2 separate regions of the Homo sapiens genome follow, and region 2 is linked to region 1. Evidence: read pairs that join two places in POLR2A ChIA-PET (ENCODE). Cell type or tissue: endothelial cell of umbilical vein. All regions are shown on one strand.

Region 1 (2,500 bases):
GGGCCACCACAGTGGATGGTATGGTGCTTCCTCAAAAAATTAAAAATGAGTTATATGATCCAGCAATTCTACTTCTGGGTATATACCCAAAATAATTGAAAGTCGGGACTCCAACAAACATTTGTGTACCAATGTTCACAACAGAATTGTTCCCAATAGCCAAAAGACAGACACAACCCAAATATTCATCAATGATTGAATGGATAAACAAATGCAGTAGATCCATACAATGGAATACTATTCAGCTTTCAAAAAAGGAAGGAAATTCCCACACATGCTACAGTCCACATGAACTTTGAACACATTGTGCTAAGTGAAATAAGCCAAACACAAAAGAATAAATACTGTATGATTCCATTCATATGCGACACCTAGAGTAGTCAAATTCTTAGAGACAAAGTGGAATGGTGGTTGCCAGGGGTTGGGGGTGTGGTGGGGGAATGGGGAGTTATTATTTGTTTAATGGGTATAGAGTTTCAGTTTAGGAAGGTGAAAGGTTTTTGGAGATGAATGGTGGTAATGGTTGTATACCAATGTGAATATACTTAATGCCACTGAACCATAACCTTAAAAATGGCTAAAATGATATATTTTATTTATGTCTATTTTTCCACAACTTTTAAAAAAGCTTTTCTTTGGGGCATAGCAGTGGGAGGAAGAGTGAGGGCAGAGAACAGGCTTTTGTTAAAAAAGCTCTTTTTGGCCTGGTGCGGTGGCTCACACCTGTAATCCCAGCACTTTGGGAGGCCGAGTCAGGCGGATCATGAGGTCAGGAGATCTAGACCATCCTGGCTAACACAGTGAAACCCTGTCTCTACTAAAAATATAAAAAATTAGCCAGGCGTGGTGGCGGGCGCCTGTAGTCCCAGCTACCCAGGAGGCTGAGGCAGGGGAATGGCGTGAACCCGGGAGGCAGAGCTTGCAGTGAGCCAAGGTGGCACCATTGCACTCCAGCCTGGGCGACAGAGCAAGACTCAGTCTCGGAAAAAAAAAAAAAAAAAAAAAAAGCTGTTTTCTTATATTATTTTCTAAGATGGTGTATATTATTTCTCTTAATAAAATTTTTTATTAACATGCCTGAGGGAGGCTTCAATCAGTTACAGGAACTAATGTGTTTGATGAGGTTTTCACTGTAAAAAAAATGAGTGCAAAGAGGTTACTTAGGCTTGGAATCAACTTCAGTGTCAGATCTGGAAAGAATCCAGCCCTAGTGCTTTTTCTGTCAATGACCTTGAGCAAATCCCTTTTCTCTGGTGTAATTTTTCATAGCTCTCTGTTGTAATTGACTGTCTCCAAGTAGTAAATAAAAAATGGCCCTTTTAAAGAATTTCCTTCACTGTGTGTTTGAGAACTGAGCTGTCTAATAAGAAATGCAGTGATCATGAAGGAGAGGTGGAAAAAAAAGAGAGACCGCTGGCAGCCACAGAAAGAAAAGGGGAGAGGAAGTTGAGGAAGGAAGTTTCAATTTTCAAAGATATTGAAATGACTTGGAACAGAATGTGTATATTCTGCTAATCAAGCCAATTAGATCCAGTAGCCAATATAAAAAAAAAGGCTAATAAAAATTGTTCTAAACACGGATGTTTCTCATTCTCAAACTCTCAAACTGAAAGTGAAAATAAGGAACTTGATTTGAACTGCTGTGTAGAGTCAAATTATCTTTTAGTTATCTTTTTTTTTTTTTTTTTTTTTAAGAGACTGTCTCACTCTCACTTGGGCTGGAGCTGGAGTGGTGCAGTAGGGCAATCATAGCTCACTGCAGCCTTGAACTCCTGGGGTCAAGTGATCCTCCCACCTCAGCCTCCTGAGTAGCTGGGATTACAGGCGCATGCCACCACACTGGGCTAATTTTTCTTTTTTTGTAGAGATGAGGATCTCAATGTGTTGCCCAGGCTGATTTTGATCTCCTGGGCTCAAGTGATCCTCCTGCTTCAGCCTCCCAAAGAGCTGGGATTCACAAGCAAGAGCCACCACACCCAGCTGAGTAAAATTATCTCGATCACGACTAACAATTGCTGCAGGCACAGGCAGACATGTTTTTAAATGATCAGTATTTTCTTGCTTACATCCCCAAATTGAAAACTAAGCCATAATCCCAGCAACTGCCAAAAAAACTGTGAAAGCCTTGCTTTTGTAAGAGGATAGGACAAAAATCTTTATTTGGATGGTGTAATATTTTACTTTTCTTGGGTCAAAGTCAAGAACTAAAGTCAACTGTGAAGTCTTGGATAAAGACCCAGTGTTAAACCAAATCTAATTTAACTTTCTTTTTTTATTCATTGGTTCAGCATTCATTCATTGAGTAACTACTTGCTGACAAGCATGATATGAATGAGACATGGTGTCTGCTCTCAATGAGCTCACTGTCTAGGAGAAAACACCAACCCTGAGACTGACAATGGCCTGCAGTGCGGCCAGTGCTGTGTGAGCAAGGCTAGGGGAGAGGCACCTACCCAAGGTGTGTTGCAGAAGGCCTCCTGGAGGTTTGCATCTAGTCCTG
Region 2 (2,500 bases), 210 kb after region 1:
CAGAAGCCCGGGATCATCCCTGTTCCTCACCAACCCCACCCCACATCCAATCCAACCCCAGCACCTGTAAATTTTGCTTCCCAAAGGGCTCTCAAGCCCATCCTCTTCTCTCTGTCTCCATTCCCACCTACCGGATCCAAGCCCCTCACCTGGGCAAGTATAGCAGCCTCTCAGCTGCTCCTCCACCTTTGACCACAGCCCTCCTCCCGCAGGTACCTACTCCATGGAGTGCCCATGGCTTTCTTTTACAAATGCAGACCTGATTGTGACCCTCCCCTGCGTCAGGCCCTCTGCTGGGGCCCATAGCTGAAAGGAGGCAAACTACACCTGTGATGGGGCTTCTCTGGCCCGCCCAGCCTTTGCCTGTGGTGCTCCAGCCACACTGGCCTTCCCTGAATTCCTTGGGCATCCAGCACTCGCCATGCCCCCTCCTGCCTTTGCATATGTGGTCCCATCACTATCCACCCTGCCTCCTATCCTTTTCCCATCAGCCTACCCAGGGAAGCCTTCCTAGGGCTCCAGGACTAGAGCAGACCCTCTGCCATGTCTGCCCATTCAAAGCTCTGCATTCTTCTTCTTAGTAACCTTAATGGTTGCACCTCCACGTTTATTCATGTGATTTCATTGCTGTCTGTGTCTTTACCAGACACAAACTCCATCAGGCAGACACAGGGTCTGTGCTGCTCACCATTGAATGCCCAGTACCCAGCAAAGTGCCTGGCACGTGACTATTGTTGCATGAATTTATCAGCAAATGAATGTAGCTCCTTAGCAAAATGGGGTGGGGGTGGCTTTTGGGAAGAAGGCAAGGTCATGTTATCCATACAGGATCCTTTCTGTGTCCGAGCCAGACTGTCCAAAGGGGCCCCTGCCAGGACCCCTGCCCAACACCCCGCCCTGAAACTCCAGAATCTCAAGTTTGCCAGGAGGAAGAACTCGTGGCTGGGGCAGAAGCAGAAGACAGAAGACATCGGTGGCCAAAACTTCCCTGGGGTGGGGGTTGTGGGGGGTGGGTATCAAGGAAGGAGATCAAGATCTGGAAGGTACCTCTGCCCAACAGAGGCTTCTCCTCAGCACCCCCCTTCTTTTATTTAAATTCAGGATTCAAAGGAACCCTGGCATTTATCTCCCAAACACAACACGGCAACCAGACATCTGGCTGTGATGCGAGCCCTGCACCACCCGCCCCCCGGCCACGCCCCCTATGGCTGCTGCCCTTTCTCCCCTGGAGCAGCTCACGAAGGCTGCACGCCCGCCTACAGCATGAGGAGACCCGGCAGAGCGCCATACCCCAGGATGGGCACCAGAGAACCGGGGACTGGGGAAGAGGAGATACCGGAAGAGAATAAGAGAGGAAAAGAGGGAGGGGGAAAAAAGTATGTGGGTGGAGAGGTGGGACAACGGGTCAGAGACCGAGGAAAGAAAAGGAAAGGAAAAAAAAAACTAAGAAAAGGAAGAAAAACGCATGAAGAGAAAAATTTGAAGGGAGAGAGGTTGGGGGTGGGGGAGAGAAAAGGTAAATGAATAGAAGAAAGAAAGGAAGAAAGGAATGGAGAAAAGCAAATGGGATAAAATAGGCACGGAATTGAACCAACCCAGAAAGGTGTAAATATTCAATCAATTCATGGGGCCAACTTTCTCTTTTTTTTTTCTTTTCTCTTTCTTTCTTTCTTTCTTTTTTTTTTTTTGAGAGAGAGAGTTTCGCTTTTTTGCCCAGGCTGGAGTGCAATGGTGTGATCTCGGTTCACTGCAACCCCCGCCTCCTGGGTTCAAGTGATTCTCCTGCCTCAGCCTCCCAAGTAGCTGGTACTACAGGCCCATGCCGCCATGCCGGGCTAATTTTTGTATTTTTAGTAGAGATGGAGTTTCACCATGTTGGCTAGGCTGGGGTCTCAAACTCTCGACCTCAGGTGATCCGACTGCCTCAGCCTCCCAAAATGTTGGGATTACAGGTGTGAGCCACCGCGCCCTGCCAAGCCAACTTTTAAGAAGAACTACACTGCCTCCAGACATCAGGAGCAGGGAGGGATATGACAGAAAAGCTGCCAGCTACCCAGCTGGGAGCTCACTCCAGCAGGAAAGATGGGGCTGACCCCTCACTTCTGACTACCAGAGAGCAGCAGTGAGAACTGGGGTCCCCTAACTCAACAACATCCCCCATCCAGTGCATTATTCTCAGCTGGGGCCTGGCTGGGACCTGGTGGGGTGGCTGGAGAGGGCTTGGGAGCTGGGGCCATGACAGACCTCGTGTCACCTGGGGCCATACCCCCAGCCCTTCTCTCTCCAGCTCCCAAGTTCTCCTCCTAGGACTGGGGTGGGGGTGGTGGAGGCAGCGGTCAGAGAATGGGGTGGGATCCGTCCAGGACTAGAAAACAAAGTTCATCTTCAAGAGCCTGGAATGAGGGCTTGTTCTAGGGGAGAATGAGGGGGAGGCTGGGCCTGGCTATGGACATTTGAGGGCTCGGGTCACCTGGAAAGAAAAGGAAAGGGGGAAGGAGAG

What was found. Peaks named below come from ENCODE experiments on the same cell type or tissue, not always from the same donor. Only the 100,000 strongest peaks of a DNase experiment are listed, where the experiment ranks them.
Region 2: POLR2A ChIA-PET joins it to region 1 with 5 read pairs; 4 of 35 experiments call an interaction of 5 or more read pairs at or near these places.

What each region holds. Positions count from the first base shown.
Region 1 is chr17:50,420,700-50,423,199 of GRCh38, reverse strand. No RefSeq gene overlaps it. Among named protein-coding and RNA genes, the nearest start is that of ACSF2, 4.3 kb to the left of the region's middle. In endothelial cell of umbilical vein, no CTCF peak of the experiment used is centred here; a DNase peak (open chromatin) is centred at 1,299; H3K27ac peaks cover 353 bases.
Region 2 is chr17:50,205,848-50,208,347 of GRCh38, reverse strand. No RefSeq gene overlaps it. Among named protein-coding and RNA genes, the nearest start is that of COL1A1, 5.5 kb to the right of the region's middle. RefSeq lists an enhancer at 2,123-2,500. In endothelial cell of umbilical vein, no CTCF peak of the experiment used is centred here; no DNase peak of the experiment used is centred here; H3K27me3 peaks cover 267 bases.